2 separate regions of the Homo sapiens genome follow, and region 2 is linked to region 1. Evidence: chromatin loops called from intact Hi-C (ENCODE). Cell type or tissue: Calu3. All regions are shown on one strand. Each heading gives the region's core, and the rest is flanking DNA. Links, peaks and the distances in the headings are about the cores only. Region 1 overlaps GABRB2 (gamma-aminobutyric acid type A receptor subunit beta2). Region 2 overlaps ATP10B (ATPase phospholipid transporting 10B (putative)).

The links. A loop is a pair of places that touch in the nucleus more often than their neighbours do. Peaks named below come from ENCODE experiments on the same cell type or tissue, not always from the same donor. Only the 100,000 strongest peaks of a DNase experiment are listed, where the experiment ranks them.
Region 2: it touches region 1 in a loop (2.5-fold over the local background); 3 of 110 quality-filtered maps call a loop at or near these places.

Annotation. Positions count from the first base shown.
Region 1 is chr5:161,520,673-161,528,672 of GRCh38, forward strand. All of the region lies in intron 3 of GABRB2 (gamma-aminobutyric acid type A receptor subunit beta2), which reads right to left. Among named protein-coding and RNA genes, the nearest start is that of GABRB2, 22 kb to the right of the region's middle. In Calu3, for the core only: no CTCF peak of the experiment used is centred there; no DNase peak of the experiment used is centred there.
Region 2 is chr5:160,798,507-160,808,666 of GRCh38, forward strand. All of the region lies in intron 1 of ATP10B (ATPase phospholipid transporting 10B (putative)), which reads right to left. Among named protein-coding and RNA genes, the nearest start is that of ATP10B, 49 kb to the right of the region's middle. In Calu3, for the core only: no CTCF peak of the experiment used is centred there; a DNase peak (open chromatin) is centred at 4,255.

The sequences.
Region 1 (8,000 bases), core at 1-8,000:
AGCTCTCTGGGTTCAGACCCTTCAGTGCTGTGAAACTGGTTCACAAAAATGCATATACCCTATGCTAGCTGGTACTGTAGCTAATCCCAGAAAAGAAATTCTGTTGTTTTGGTGTGGGCTCCAGGACTATGGACAAAGGATATTTACCTTAGTGAAATGAATGAAAAAAGCACTGCCAAACTCCTCATCACAGCTTGCCATATTAGACCCTAATGATCAATACATCTTGCCAACAATCAATAGTTGCTGCAATACATTGACTCACAAAACAGGGATAAAATAATACTTATTGATTTTTATGCTGTCTGAAGGAGGTCTATGTCTTGTTGCCTGTGACTGAGAACATCCATGATTTACAACACTTAATTGAATGTGTCAATTCTTTAGACTAAGACAATTTCCTATGGACGGGCAAGCTGGAGGACTACTTGTTTTACTGCTTTTCTGAGGTTACCCAATGCATTAAAATGAAATGGTGCTTGGCAAGTCCTAGCTGCCCCTTTAGGATTTACTATTAGGTTTATTGGCTCTTTGAAGGAATATATTTGGTGTTTGCCCCAAGTACCTTACCCATAATCACTAAAACCTCCACCACTCTTTATTCCTATCTTTATTTTTTGTTACCTTGATTATACTTCCAATAACTTGCTTCCTGAATCAGTAAGTAGAGCAGTGAATGTGAGTCTGTAGAATCAGAATTCTAGTTGAAATTCTATTTACGAACCATATAACTTTAGGTGATAACCAGATGCTTAAATTTCTGGAGTTTATTTTCGAAAAAAAAGAAAGCAAAGAAGGAAGGAGAGCAGTAGGAAAGGAAGTAATGAAGAAAGGAAAGGATGAGGAAAGAAAGAAGAAACACAAACACTTGTTATGTTCACCTCACAGAAACGGTGGGAAAATCAAATGATGTGGATCATATTAATCAAAATCAAACGAAGTGGATCATCACTTTTAAAGTCCCAGAATGTGGTAAAAATGTTAGTGTTGGTATTATCATTGTTGTACATATTTATACTCAATCAGGAAACGCCACTGGTAAAACAGAGTAAAGTTCAGAATGTGATAGCTCTTAATGCATGGTAAAAGACCATATCTAAACCAACTTATGGAGGTTGATACCTGAACAAGTTTGTAATGTCAAAGTCATAAATCTCTGCCTCAACAAAGCAGGTAAACCAAACTTTGAAGGTAGAATGGGCCATGTGTTCTGAATCTTTGTATTTTATTTTACAATTTTTTAATACTCTGAGAAAGACCTTGACAAATATTTCCAAATGAATCAGAGAAGATTGAGTTGCCTTTCTAGCATTACTAAGCTGCACAACCAGTTCCTTAATTTTTCCTCTATCACAGAAGTCAAATAGAAGTTATAAAGTTAGTAGGACATCTGCATTTCCCTACGTGCAATCCTATGCTATTTTCAGTAAGAAGGGTGTCATTTTCTGTATATGAATCTTGGATCTTTGTCATTTGAAGATAAAGCTCTTGATAGCCTCATGTACATTTAATAGGCCCCTAGGTGTTATCACACATTTGAGATTAGACACATTTGATTCAGAAATAAAACTACCTCTGGAAAGAGTATCCAGTTTTGCATTTAGCTTTTCAATAAAATTCTTCTCAGCCTTGTGAACTGACATTACCATATAAAAAATACAGCATCCAACAACACTACTGCAGACTCCTGCAGGCACGATACCTTGGGAGGATTATACCTCTAAAGCACTACAGAGTTAGCAATGCACTTATTCTGAAAAACAATTGCAAACTACTCTGTCGGAAAAAAGCAAACTTTCTGATAAACAACACAACCACTGCTTGTCAGCTCTTTTTCTAGCCTAATAAGCAATGCTTGTTTTTTTCTACTTCTTTCCAACTTTGGTTGCAAATTTTAAAATAAAGATCTAGTGTTTTTTTTTCTTTTTGTAACTCAAAGATTTTGAGGATTTCAAGACTAAAAGGATATATCAACCCCTTCCTTTCTTCTCCCCACAGAAATGGAACTAAGTTCCAGAAAAACAACAACGAAAAGAGACATACTCAAGGTCACTCATGAGTGAGTAGGTGTATCAGGTTTAAAATCTGGGTGTCCTGAATCGTAGCCCAGTGTCCTAGGATTCTCCTTTAACATACAGCTGTTTTGACCATTAAATTTTAATGTGTTTTTCCGGATATTATCATTATTGACTTGGTGTTAATTATGTATAAACACAGGTCATGAGTGTTTCGGAGGTTTTGTGACATCATGTAAAATTAAATTTGTGTATGTGTGTGTGTGTGTAATATTATTAATAGATATAATTTATTGAGTTTTAGTATGTGCAGATAATTTTAATAAGCCTTATACATATAGTAAATCATTTAATTTTTGGAATCTTTTGAGCTTGATACTATTATTATTTATATTCATACCCAAATTATTCATATGGAGGAGAAAAGTTATGATTTAATAAATTAAGTAATTTGGACCATATAACATAGCTAGTAAGTGGCAGAGCCAAGATTCCTTAACCCAGGTCTTTAACTACTATGAACTGCTACCAATGTTTATAAACACATCAAGTGAAAATACATGCATCCTACAAACTTTCACAAGTAATCCTACCTTTATTAGTTTTAAGAAAAAATTCCTGCATTTCTACCAGTTGGAGAAGTAACAACCAAATGCATTTAATTCTAATCAAGCTAAAAATCCGACTGTGTTACATTTGTTCTTTAAATACATTTCAACCAATTTCAAAGACATTCAATATTAAAAGACATTCAAGAATTGTAGTTAAAATTGGACTCTGACAGGCCACATTAGTTCATTGCTGACTTTCCTGCTTTTCTTACATCTGAAATTACAACAATTTCAGATGTAAGAAAGTTAAGGTTAAGTTGAGGTTAAGTTACAACAATTAAACCTCATTTATGTACAATCTGGTACTCCTGCTTGGCTCTGTTCTTTGGTTCAGTTTTTAACCCTAGCCATAATTTCAGTGTACAAATTTTGGAAATGAATGTTGTCTGCATAACGATGTCAAGTTGCATCTGGTGACCAACAAATAAGAACTACACTTTGAAGAGTTCTGAATATTCTATTGTCACCTCCATTGCTACACAGGATCTTATATATATACTGTAGGACTACTATGATCCTGCAGTATAAAAGCTTCCAGAGAAAATTCCAAAAATCAAAGGAAATATTCTGAGTAGATACTGAAAGTCGAATGGAAGCAAGAATTTCAATTTCTGAAGGAAACAATAATTTTGTTGTTCTATAACTTCTTAGTAGCAAGAAAAACTAATAAAAGGGATTGGAGGTTATTCTGACATCAATTTCAGTAGTTTCTTATCTAACCACCACTAGTCAGATTCCTTTTGAGTTAGACATGACTTGGTTAGAATAGTCAGAAAAACAGACATGGCCCTGACTTCATGAAGCACAGTCTAATGGGATCTGAGATTATTTCTTCAGTAGAATGAAACTTTTAAGAACCAAGAGTAGAAAATATTGTATTAATTCTCCTTCTTACATTAATGTAAACATTAATGTTCTCAAAAGTATCCATATGGTATTTGGCCATAAAACTTCATAATTTACTACAAAGCAAACTTGAACATAAGCTACAATCACTCTCCTCATTTTATAGTAGAAATGTGACAGTAAAATATGTAGAACTCTTTAAACAATGATTCTTATTTGCTGGCAAGCAGACGCAACTTGATATCTATAGACAGACAACATCAATTTCTGGAGTTTGTATCCTGAAATTATGGCTAAGAGTAAAAATTAAACCAAAGAGCAGACCTGAGCAGGAGCACCAGATTGTACATAAAGTGAGATTCCATTGTTGTGACTTAACAGTTAGCAAACAGCAAATACACCATAATACCTCAGATGTAAGAAAAGCAGAAAAGTTAGCAATGAACTGATTTAGCCAATCAGATCAAGAAAGCCAAGTTTTAACGCAATCCTAGTGAGAATCTTTATTAACACTGAAAAAAATTCTTTAAAATAGATTAATAGAATAGAATACAACATGATCTGTTTTTAATGCAAACCTCAGACTCATTAATATGAGGCAGAGACCCTCATATTATTTTCTGTAATTCTTTCAATTTTACTACTAAAGATATTTTGCTTCTTACACTTTCCATAACATGATTTTTTCCATAAAATGTATTTAGCTATGAAATCTCACACTTTCAACACAATTCTTATTTAATTTGAACCATAGCTCATTCGAGTAAAGTCTTAGCAAATATATAAGCATGAAAAATAAGTAATAATATACAATTAAATAGGCTATGGCTTTCATTTCTTGTTTATATACAAAGTACTTTCTATTTTATGTTGTAGTTAATGCTCAGAATCAGAACAAAAATTTCTGTACCAACCAGGCAGTATTTTGGACTTTGCAAGCCATATAGTCTCTCTTCTAGCTACTCAATTCTGTGTTGGGAGTGCAAAAGCAAGCATAGACAGTGTGTAACCTAATGGATACAAGTGTGCCCTAATAAAAATTTATTCATCAAAACAGTCACCTGGTCAGATCTGGCTGACCCCTGATCTAAAACATCAATAATGTTTTGGCCAACACGAGTTAAATAGAGATAAGCATGATCATCAAGATCATTGTTCCCTGAATTCCAGTTTAACAAATAAAATATTCCAATGTATATCTTTGAAGATAAAAATTTAATAATTTTTAGATTGGAAAATAAATATATAGACCATTAAGAGTAAAAAAGGTCTTTCAATTGTAATTTAGTAAGCATTCTATTTACGAAAGTATTTTCTCTGTATTTTTTACAAAAATATACAGAACTAATACACAATTGTCAAAAGACCACACTTCTCTTGATACATCAAATCAGAAGCCTGAAATTATAGAAATGTAGTGCATTATATACTTTAATATGAAAACAACCATCTAGTATAGATATTTCATTTCACATTTGAAATGTATATTTAGTAAAATAATGCATAATAGCATGGGATACCAGCTTTGTTTTAATTTGCCTAGATTGAATTATAAGAAGCACTTTTTCTTATCCAAGGACATAATTCTTTCAAACTGACACAAGTGGCATTGTTATTTATTTTACCTTATATCCCATCCAACTAATGCATCTAACTTAAGTTTCCCAGTATTAAATAAATCAACCTGGGGGTGATAAGTTCTTATTTAAACAGAAAAAATAAAAATTTCATACCCAAATTTATATATATATGTGTGTAGAGGTGAGTGTACACATGCACATATCTACATGTATGACAACGAAATATTGCATGCTGTTGATAAGGCTGGCCTAGTTGATATAAATTCTTTTCTCCTACAATTTCTGAGCTTTTGCCTTCTTCTCAAAGGTACATTTGATATAACCAACACAGGAGTTACAATTCAATGAAAGACTTTCTAAATCTTCTAAAATGTATATGGTATATGTATTCCAAAAGACATAACATATTTTGAGATAATTTCTGGAAATCTTGAACTTCATGCACAACTAAACCATTCTTAGCTGAGTGGATCAACATGATAATAAAAATTGTTCGGTAAAGTAGACTGGCAATTCAATGTGTTCAAAATGGTCAAACCAATTGTGAACTTAGACTACCATAGTGGGAGAGCTTTTGTGACCCTCAGTCTTTAGGTGATCAAGCCTCTGAATGTAAGTCATGTCCTGGTTTAGTATTGAATGGAGACAAGTTATCACTCTAAAACAGGTGTATGAGGCACTATCACACACATTGTGTCAGTTAAGCTGTTTTATTCTGAGTGTAGATGCTCTTATTATGGAAGATCTCTTATTTGTAATGATATCATTTATATTTCAATTAAGGGACAACAGAGTTTAGACACAGCATGTGCTGATGATTTGGCTTACTACATTCAAAGAAGTTTTTTTTTTTTATTTCTATAAGACATCCAAAGCACCTCATGCATACATTGAAATGGAAATGCTAGCCTAAGTTGTAAAGTTAAAAGACAACCATCTTCTGATAGTTATATAATCTTTGTTCATTTGGCCAAGAATCAAAAATAGTAATTGAATATAAGAATCCCATTGACAATAACCATAAAAACTATAAAGTACTGAAGTATAAATTTAACAAGAATTATGTAAGACGTATGGGCACAATTTAGTAAGAAATATGCAAGACCTACATGGAGAAAACTAAAATTTTACCGAAGAACATAACAGAACATGTATAAAACAGGAAACATACCGTGTCCTTCAATAGAAAGAACCAATCCCGTTGAGAAGTAAATTTCCTTCTGTATTCCTCAATAAATTTTAAAGCAATTACAACAAAAATAGGGGTAGCATTTTTAAATTGCCAAAACTTAAAGATTGTATGGAAGCATAACTATTTCATAATGGCCAAGTATAATTAAGTAGAAACATAATAAGATATCTGTCTTACATTTAACGTTAGAGTAATTAAAACCACATAGTGTTGGCACAAAAATAGGGAGAAATATTAATGAAGCAAATTACAGGGTAGAAACACAGACCTAAGGACAAGAAGGATTTCCTATGTGGTAAAGAACATTTCAAATTAGTAGTGAAAGGACAGATTATTTCAGTAAATTTTATTATTACAACTATCTGTCAATCAATCTACCTACCTGTCTACCTATCAGTATTTCTGCTTCAGAACTTACCCCAAAATATATTTCAAATGAACTCAAATTTTATATGAAAATTTTCATAAAATACTGGAATAATATCTGAATATTTATTTTTTAAAAATATTGGTGTGGAGTTTTCAAAGTCTGAAAACCAGGATCAAAAATCATAAAGTAAGAAATAACCCTATTTTGGTGTGCATAAATAAAAACCTTCTGGACAATCAAATATATTATTCACAAAGTTATTATACAAGGAAATAAGTCTGCAATATGTGATATAGGCTCAATAGCCTTAATACATAAAAAGTTACAACAAATCAATAAGAAAAAAATGAATTGTCCAATAGAAAATAAATTAATAAATGACATAAAAAGGCAACTCAGGGAGAAGAAATACAAATGGCCTATAAACACGGAAGAGTGTCTGAGATAGTTAACTGGCAATAAAATTTAGTTAATCATGGAAATTAACTATTTTACAGATTAGCAAAGATGAAAAGAATGTATATACTGACAGAAATGCCCAGGACTGAGAGGTGTGACACAGGTGGTGTGAATATAAACTAGCACACTTTTAAGGAACCGTGGCTTTGTAACAAGTATCAGTGCCTAAAATATACATGTTCTGGGGTCCAGTAATCCAACTCCTAAGAATTTACCAAAGAAAATAATTTTACAAATGCATCAAATATGAATACACAGGAGTGTTTAATATAACTTAGTTCACAATAGCCAAAGAACCCAAATGATCATAATGTCCATGAACAGAGGACTGATTGAACAAGTATGCTGCATTCACACAAGGGAATTCTATGCAACTGTTATAAAAATTATAGATTACATCAAGAGATGTTCACAAAACATTAAGAGCAAAAATCATATTTGAAACACAATATATAACACATTTTATTTCATGTGCATTCATGTGAATTCCTATGAAGTCTGAAGATACTGTGATCGTTTTGCTAACAGTAGTTGTATCTGGGTGATGACACTGAGATCTTCATTTTCATTATTGTTTATTATGTTTACCGATTTCTACAGTGGACATAAATAAGTAACAAAAATGATTCTGATAAAAATATGCCAGAATATTAAGAAAATTATGCAACAAGGAAATTTACCTGCTTTACAAAGTAAACATAATGGCTTTCATTTAATTTTCATAATTTCTAAATATAGAAATAGTTTTCTAGAATTTAAGAAATTTGTACAGGTTTAAATATCATCAGTGACAAATTCAGGACAATGCCAGGACTGCCAAGTCTCCTGTCTTTGATACAAATGTTGACCTTTTCAGAATAATTACAGAAATAATTTATCAAAAAATGTAATAACATCTTTTAACCTAAGGATTGTTTGCTTTCCAAA
Region 2 (10,160 bases), core at 977-8,976, 720 kb before region 1:
CAATCTAAGGAACACTGAGGGTTGCCGGCCATCACCAGAAGCTAAGTAGCAGCAAGAAAGGCTCCTCTCTCCTAGACCCTTCGAAGAGAGAATGGCCCGGCTGACTCTGATTTCAGACTTCTAACTGCCAGAACTGTGAACAAATACATTTCTGTTGCTTAAAGCCACAAAATGTGGTGATGTGTCATGGCAGCCCTAGGAAACTAATACATGGGTCAAGGAAAAGACTTTTTCTCTATTTTTTTTTTTTTTTTTTTTTTTTGAGGCAAAGGCTTACTCTGTCACCCAGGCTGGAGTCCAATGGTATGATCTCAGCTCACTGCAACCTCTGCCTCCCGGGTTTCAAGCAATTCTTGTGCCTCAGCCTCCCAAGTAGCTGTGATTGCAGGGATGTGCTACCATGCCCAGCTAATTTTTGTACTTTTATTCGAGATGGGGTTTCACCATGTTAGCCAGGCTGGTCTTGAACTCCTGACCTCAGATGATCCACCTGCCCGGCTTCCCAAAGTACTGGGATTACAGGCCTAAGCCACCACGCCCAGCCATGAAAAGACTGTTTCATCGTTAGTGAAATGGAAATCCATCACAGGGTGATAGGCTGTATCAAAAGCTGATTTTTTTTTTCAGGTTTGTGTTTTAAAAATGTGTCTCAAATGAGTAAAAAGAAGTCCTCGGACTCAGAACACTTCCCCACATCTTTCCAAGGCTACAATGTCTGTGCCATTTGCAGTGTCCTCCACCATGTAACTGCCCTCTGAGCAGGGACAACGTGGCACACTGGGAGATTAGTCATCTGATTTAACCGTCTCCACCATCAACCACTTGAGGTTTCAAAACATGTCCCTTCTATTTTTAAGCAAGCAGCAGTCTACTTCTGCATTATAAATTTAGTTCCCTTTTCCCCAGATACCTGGTGACGCCATGTGTTGTCCCTTGTCCTCCTCCTTCTAGCCCTCTTCAGTTCTAATGGAAAACATTACACAGTTCAAAGTCACTGTTAATTAATGCTGATGTTTGCTTTGCTGACATTGGTATGAAAAGTGCTTATTTGAGGGCGAGAGAGCATGTTTCTTCTAATTCTCAACACCACTTCAGTATGAACTTAAAAATCAATGGATGACTGGATTCAGATGAACATTTACAGTCTGAATTTTGCCATTCATGAATGCTAGCACCTGACACTTGGGGAAAAACAGGTAACTTAGGAGGAAGAATGGCCAAATGGGGAAATAGGGTAGAAGCTAGAAGGTTCTGGAGTGCACAGCTTTCTGCAGCCTGGCAGCATTTAGAGTTCTCAGCGTATTAGAGTTCTGGAGAAAATAATTTTCCTTCTTCCTTAAAATTGATGGATTCACTCATAGTTCTCATCCATTCAAGATGAAAAGTTTCCTGATTAGGAATTTGAACCTCAGTCTTTACCAGTTGTAACAAGGAATTTTGAGTTGGAGCACTCAGTGCCAGTTACTGAACCAAATGTTGCATATTCTTCATATCATTTAAGAAGGAAAATGGGCACCATTGGAGTTACAAGTCTGCAAGCTAAGGAACACCAAGGGTAGCCGGCCATCACCAGAAGCTAAGCAGCAGCAAGAAAGGCTGTCATTTATTGAGTGTCATAATCTTGGCTGGTACTTCATATACATTATTTTATATAATTCTGTCATTTCAGGGTAGTAAAGTATGAACTTGGAGTCCACACCTCGGTTTAAATCCTGGTTCTGCAACTTAGTAGCTAAACAACTTCGATTAGTTGCTTAATCTCTCTAAGCCTCAGTTTCCTCATCTATAAAATGGAAATAATAAAAATGTCAATCTTATTAAAATTAAATGAAATCCTGTAATACTGTCTGGCTTATAATGATGATTACAAGAATCATAATGATAATAGTAATAATTACTGTAGCATTTACTAAGTGCAAAGAGTTTACAAATGTGACCATTGAAAAGCAGAGAAGTCAGAAACTTGTCCTTTGTTAAACAGCTAAAGTGTGGTATAGGTGGAATTTGATCCATTAACGTTAGCCATTGTTAGGGTTATAATCTGGAGTTCTAACTACAGTGTTTTGTACAAAGTGCATGCTGAATAAATATTTGCAGACTGATAAATTATAGGCAGTATATTCTTGCCAGGGGAGAATCTTGGATCTTGTTTAATAGTCTCCACTTATATGGGATTTGGCTAATATAATTGGTTTCTTTCTTCACTGGATTCCACAGAGATAGGCCATTCCCCTTTGCTTCTCAGTGTTTGCTGAGTCTGAGCAGAAAGTATTTTCTAGCTGTGATTTGGGAAGAATGACATCAGCTTAAGAAACACATTTAAAACATCCATACTTCAAGGCTGAGGTATAGGCCTACTCTTCCAGGAAGCTTTGAAATTTCCCTTTCATTTGAAGCCCTGCAGGGCCCTTCCACCCAGGTCTTTCTTTTGCTTCTTATTAAATAGGTTTGTAATGTACTGTTTGCTGGCTCTTGGTCCCTTTGACATGCTGTAGAATCCTTGCCAGCCCTCAAAATCTCCTAGAGTTATTTTCAGGAGCTCTTTGTGGAGTTTCACATACACTGATGCAACTTTGGCCTCCTCCTTGATATCTGTGGCCCAGGAATCCACTAACGATGTATTCATCCAACATTCCAGCTGCCAGGGTCCTCTGTGAACACTGATTCTCTGTCCACGAAGCTTCCAAAGACACAAACCCTACTGGGGCTAAAATGACGCTACTTTATAGAAATACTGCAGATACTGTCCCTCTCTGCAACTTATTGTTCCACTCTGTCTTATTGATCCTGCAGTGCCTTTACTTATGCTCATCTCTCACGAAGTCCTCCAGGTAAACAGCTCCATTAGCCTCTCCTTGTATCACCTATCACCTTCAGCCTCAGACTACAGCCAGGCTGAGTGACTGGGAGATGTCTGATTTTTCCTTTGCAGCTCTTACTACAAAATGGCAATCACATATTTATTTTGTGCAAATTCCATCTAATGTCTATCTTTCCAATTAGAGGGCAAACTCCATGAGGGAATGGATTGAATATGCTTTATCATTCCTATATCCAGAGTAGCACAGTCTTGAACATAGCAGTGCTTAATAAAAATGTATTAAATGCATGACTACTTTGTTCTTCTGAACCCATTCTCCCCCAAATCAGGTATCCAGGTAAAGACGACAGGAGTTCTAACTCAAATCAATGCCTAGGAAGAGCTCAACCACTCACCTGGACCTCTAGCAATATACAGGCCAAGCCCAAGTTCACCAGTTAATGAGACAGAATCGAAACCTGGATTCCAAGTTCAGGCTTTGAGCTTAGTTAAAAGAGGTTTACGTGATCCTTCCCACACGGTTCTTCGAAACAGATTGGGAAGCTCTGGAGGTGGGAACAATGCCTTCTTCATCTTAGCATCTCCCACCTCATCTAGCATAATGCCTAGCAAAGAAGATCTTCCCAAGAAATATTTATCGGATGCAGGCAGCAAACATGATGGTCAAGATGAACGTTTGCCAGCATAGTAGAGTTCCCATTGATCTGCTGCAGTCTTCCAGCTGTGTCTGTAGAGGTGTTGGTTGAGACGTTGAAGGGATTTCTGCGACAACTTTTCCCTTCAGATTGCCTCTCTGGAAATGGTTAATACCAGTTCACATTAGGTGCGGAGAAACAATTTCCTAAAAATATAGATGGGGCATAAAAGCCTAACATAAGCTGAGGAAGATGACCACCTCATGACTGCCTTCTTCCACAGTAGTCAACGGGATGGGCTAAGGGCTTCCTGATTTGTCCCAATTTGTAAAGAATTTGTAAGCTGACATTACCTGAGGAAAAAATCAAGAACACGCCTAACTTAAAACCATTGCCTGTTTTCAAGCCAACCTATATCAGTGGTTCTCAACTGGAAGCAATTTTGTCCCCCAGAGGACATTTGGCAATGTCTAGAGGCATTTTTGGTTGTCGCACCTGGGGAAGTCTACCGATATCTAGATGAGACAATGCCTGCGATATTGTTAAACATCTATGGTGAATGCACAGAACATTTCCCACCAGTCATCTCCCCAACAAAACATCAGTAGAACTGAAGGGGAGAAACCCTGACTTAGACAAGTTCAAAATGCATGGTAAGGGACACTGCTAAGTTCACATGGAGAGCCTGATACCTACTGCTTAAGGCACTTGAGTTCTTTTCCATTTCTTCCAGCCTAAAGTTAGTTGCTAATGGCTTCAGCCTCCTGAATGTGGAGACTGTACATTAGGGGGCAGCTTGGTTTCAGACTTGCAACCGCTGCTGTGTCAGGATTCAAAGTATCAGAGTGTGTGTGGGGATGCTTTTGTCTGGCTTCTTCTCATCTTTCTCTTGCTGAGCTCAAGTGGGAGGTTTCTCTTCAGTTTCACGATTCTTCATCCCCCATCCCCATTCCAGAAAAAGGCAGGAGGGGAGATAATTGGGGGACAACATAAGGTTGTCAGCTGCTTGCTCAGAAGGAAGGAGTTACTTCCAGCTGAACTCACTCTCCTGCACATGCTCCCTGGGCAGACTTTTGCTATCATGGGCTTTCTCCGTGACATGCTCCTGTTCAAAAGGCTTCTGTTGGCTCACTTGGCATGGTGGGCTTGGAACCAGCTGACCTGGGCTTGACTAGCTATATAACTTTAGATCTCTAAACCTCAGTTTTTTTCCTTTTTGTTGAAGGAGGATGTTGTCATCAACTGTTTAGGTTGTGCTATATGGATTAAGAAACCACACTATCACTGCTGTTGACCACTACCCCAGTTAACATTGCCATGAAGATTATCACGTACCAGGAACTGTGCTAAATGCTTTACACATTATTTGATTTAAGCTTCATTGTAACCTACTTTTTAGAGGCATCAACTGAGGCATAGGAAGAGGCTACTTGGGCCAGGCACGGCGGCTCACACCTGTAATCCCAGCACTTTGGGAGGCTGAGGAGGGCAGATCACAAGGTCAGGAGTTCAAGACCAGCTTGGCCAACATGGTGAAACCCCGTCCCTACTAAAAATACAAAAATTAGCCGGGCGTGGTGGTGCATGCCTGTAATCCCAGCTTCTTGGGAGCCTGAGGCAGGAGAATCATTGGAACCCCGGAGGTGGAGGTTGCAGTGAGCCAAGATCATACCACTGTACTCCAGCCTGGGTGACAGAGCAAGACTCCATCTCAAAAAAATAAAATAAATAAAAAGAGGTTACTTGTTCAAGGTCACATAGCTTGTACTTGGTAGAATAATTTAAACCTGGTGGTCCTACCACTAAACTCTCCTTAATTAATACTGAGAAAGAGCTCTGGATAATGTGAGGTGCTATGCAATCTCAGAATCTTTTCCCCATGATTTATATTTGTTATTTATTTAACTGGTATTTATTGAGTGCCTCTTAGATGTCAGAGACTATGCTAGAGGAGGTCAACACAGATTTTTTTTTTCAACGTTGCCCCTGTAGGATTCATGGGGAGGCAGAAATCAAATTTCTGACTCCAGTTCCTGACTGGAACTGGAGTTACTGTGCCCTGATGTCCTCCTGTGTTCCAGAGCAGATTCAGTGCAAAAATACAAAACAAAAACAAAACTAAGTCAAATGTCCTACCCTTGCACCCATACATAGAGATAAGCAGATCTATTTGGCCAAATAGCTACTTCTATAAGGGATGAGGGTTGTGTGTTGTGTAGTCATCACTTCCTTAGGAAACATTTTTCATCTTTGTCAAAGTCCCCTTTTTGCAGTCTTATTGTAGTATGCACTTCTCCTTCTCAGCAGTTGTCTGGTCTCAATTGTATACTCATATGTGTGTATGTGATAAATAGATGAACTATGTTGTACTGTTTTGTTCATCATTTGTTCCTCAGTGTCTACTTCTGGGGTGGAATATAGAGAGTGTTCTATAAATATCTAATAAATGAACTTGAGTTCATACTATGTGTCAGCTCCTGTGCTAGGATCTTCACGTGCATTATCTTACATGTGAGAATGGATGAGTACTGACATTTTCCAGAGGGGGAAAACAGGCTTATGAGCCCATAGTCATATAGCTGGTAAATTAGGATTCTAACCCAGGTTCATATAGATCCAAAGACCCATGTCCCTTTAGTATCAAACTAGACTGGAGTTTGAAAACTACACATTTGCAAATTTGCAATCATCTTGCAGAGAGTATGATCACAGTGGGGACTGTGAGCTCCAGATTCAGTCATTTTGAGTTCAAATCTTGGTTCCATTACTTCACAACTGTTGGACCTTGGGATATGTGTGCATCTTATGACTCACTTTTCCTTATAAATAAAATAGAAATAAAAAACAGTAGCACCTCATGATGTTATTGTGAAGGCTAGTTGGATTACAGCTGTCCCTGCATATATGCAAGAGATTGGTTTCAGTAACCCCCCACCACCAAAATCCATTCATACCAAAGTCCTGCTGTCAGTATTGCAGAATTATGTGTACCAAAAAATGGCCTTCCAGATACATGGGTTCCCTCAAATATTGTATTTTCAATTTGTATTTGGCCAAAAAAAAGCTGTGCATACATGGACCCGTGCAGCTCAAACCTGTGCTATTCAAGGGTCAACTAAATTTGTGACGTGTTTAGAATAGTGCTTGGCACATTGTATGTGTCTATATATTACATGTGTTTGCTTTTATTCTCCTTGTTGGAGAAAGAAGAGCTTTAAAGACTATATATCATTGTTTATGTATCATTTTTAGGATTCTGCACATGAAGTATACTAATCTGATAAGAAATGTTGAAATTTATGTGCTGATGACAAAAATAATTTAGCAGTAATTAATAATAATGTGTGTCTCCTGCATGGCAGCTCCTCAGCGTATCCACATTAAACAATCACTTGTATTTAACAACATCTTGTTAAATTTAATTGTCTTGTTAAATCTGAATTAAGTGTGTCTTAAAGAAGCTATTTAGATCATCACTGAGGTTTTAAGCTGTCTGCTCATTTTAGAAATTGAACCAGAGCTGCCCAGAATGCTGTTAATTTCAGGTTTGGCACACGCATGTGGACATTTCTGGGTTACTACACTAACTGGGTCACGCTCACCTGGAAGGGCCACCAAGACTAACCCACATTCTCCAGAGCCAGAAACCTGTCTCGCCGCCTGCCTGCCAGGGCCCCAGGTACAGTGAAATGTGAGGCACTTAAGAGCATTTACACGGTGTGGGCAGTGGCCCCTAGTGCCCCAGAGGCTCTTGTTATCTTGTCTGTGTTTGACTGCTGTTTATGTGTGTGAGCAGCCGGCTCCAGATTTAGGGTGGAGAGGGTATTAGTCAGGGTTCTCCAGAGAAACAGAACCAAGAAGATATGTATGTGTGTGCATATTTATATTTACTATAAGGAATCGGCTCACACAATGATGGAGGCCAAGAGGTCCTGCAATCTGTCATCTGCAAGCTGGAGATGGGGGAAAGCCAGTGGTTCCAAGCCCTAAGGCCTCAGAACCAGCAGAACCAATAATGTACATCCTAGTCCAAGGGCAGGAGACCCATGGCCTAGCTCAAGGCATCAGGCAGAGAGAGTGAGTTCTCCCTTCCTCCACTTTTGTGTTCTCTTTTGGTCCTCAACAGATTGTATAAAGCCCACCCACACTGGGGACAGCCATCTGCTTTACTCTGTCCACCAGTTCAAATGTTAATCTCTTCTGGAAACACTCTCACAGATACACCCAGAAATCATGTTTAACCGGATACCTGGGCATCCTGTAGTCTAGTCAAATTGATACATAAAATTAACCATCACAGAGGGATTCCATGTAAAGAGAGTTGCCAGTCCAATTACACTCCCCTGACCCAGATAAAGGTCAACTGTGTTCCTGACACAGATCAAGGTAAGCAGGCAATCAGCATAACATCTGAAAAACAAGCTAGCAGGCTGAGTTTTGGAGGGCAGACAGATCCTGCCATCTTTCCTTCATAAGAAAACACACACATAAGGTTATCCCCCAGAACCTAGGGAATAAGGTTCAGACAACAAAAATGCAAGCTGAGAGTGGGGTTTCTTTTTACCGCTGTTTGTCTTTCAGAACTTTGGCGAAGAGGTCTTGGGAAGATGATCTTTATTGTCTAAGGAAGGGGGGGATAATGATGATAGGAACAACAACAATGATTAACATGGACTGAACTCTTAGCATGTGCTAGGCGTTTGACTAATATGTTTTTAATCCACTCAACAACCCTATTTACACAGATGCTATTTTTATTCCCATTTTATAGTTGAGGTAATTGAGAGGACAGAGTTTGAGTAACTTATTCAAGGTCACTTATCTGTAAATGGCAGAGTAAAGACTTAATCTTGGGAAATATGTATTCTTGACCAATATGCCATCCTGCCTTCTAGAATTCACCATCTTTTGCAGATGTTTATGGCAACAGAGCACTTTGTCACCCTCCAGTTACTGTAGGGAAATTTCCTTCATGTAGGAGGTCAACAGAGTGCAAATGAAATTAGCCTCATTTTCAAGAAAAGAAAAGACAAACGGGGAAGAAAAAGTACAGAGATGCACAGCTCAACCCAGTAAAGAGAGAATCTAGCAATAAATTAGAACCATGGTAGAAAACGATACATATACCTGTTAAAAAGGAATGAACAGTTCTGTTCCACCAATATGGAAATTACAAGGGAGAAATCAAGGGGCAGAAATGTATCTATAGTTGCTCGTATTGTGTTGCAAAAATAAAATTTACATGTATGTTTATAAATGCATGAAGTTTGCTGGTAAGAGTGATTGTCTCTGGTAAGGGAAACTATTTGGTGAGGGGCAAGGAAGGAGGGAAACTTAATTTTCACTGTAAACCATTTTTTTTGGCTTTTAAGTATTGTGCCATATGCCTAGATTACCTATTCAAAATGGACTTTTTAAGTTAGAGCTGAGAAAGAGAATGGGCTGTGCTTTGAGATGCTGAGCACACAGAGAATATTTAGACAGTGAGGATACCTTATCAGAGATGTTGTAAAGAATACTTTGATAACTCAGCACTCAACAATTGGATACTTTTTTTAAGCACATGTGTAACAGATTTTATAAAGCTATAATAATTAAACACAATGTATTAACTCAAGGGTAGACAAACAGTCCAATGAAATAGAATGGAAAATTGAGAAACTGATGGAGGAAGGATGGACCTCCATAGTGATAAATAGCATTAGGATAACTGAACACTCTCTGTATCCATATGATAAAAACAGAACTATTTGATCATACAATATATAATATTCTAGATGAATTCTTTTTAAATGTGATAATGTTGAATTTAATCTGAATGCTGTATTCCCTAAAATGCAGCGATAGCAGAGAAATCTCTTTATGCTTCTAAGTTTCTAGAACTGACCAACTACAATGGGCTACCCTGCTCTCACATGTTCCTACATATGGCTGACTTCTACCTTTCTCAGTGAATATGACTCCTTTTTGTACCTGCCTTTAAAAAGCCCCAAGTCCCCTGGTCTTTTACTTGAGATGCTTCTCATTAATGAATGCTATCTCTACTATAATAGCTTGAATAAAATAATCTCCATTGTCAAAAAACAGACGGGAGAGAGTTCTAAAGAAACATACTCAAAGTCAATATGAACACCTTGACTGGATCTTTATTCCATTAAAAAATCTGTAAAAGACACACTTGGAAAAGTGGAGAAGTTTAAATATGGACTGAATATTAGAATGCGTTGAATTATGGTAAATCTTCTAAGGTGTGACAATAAAATTGTGTTTGTGTAAGAAAAAAAGAAGACTTTGGAGAAAAGATTGGGGCTTCGAAACTTTCTAATGAATTTGCGATTTTATTATTCTGATATCCCCGGAAATGGTGATTGTAGCATATTCCCTATGAGGACAATACTTTGAGCATGGCAAGTTGTCTCTGAGAGTTATCAGAGGATCCTATACCATGAGCATGGCTTTGGTGACTTCAAAACTTTTGTGGACAAATTTGACTTTGTGTGTTCTGTTTTTGCTAATCATTTATCCTTCAAAAGGCTGAAGAATCTATATCATCACCTCTCCTCCACTTCCTAATTATCATTCCATTTAATCAGTTTTAAATAAACCTTTCCCTACCTTAACTGGATTGGCCACATTATTCTCTCTCCCTGGAATGTTCTGCCCCAAACTCTTGGTATGACTGGATCTTTCTTATCCTTCCCATT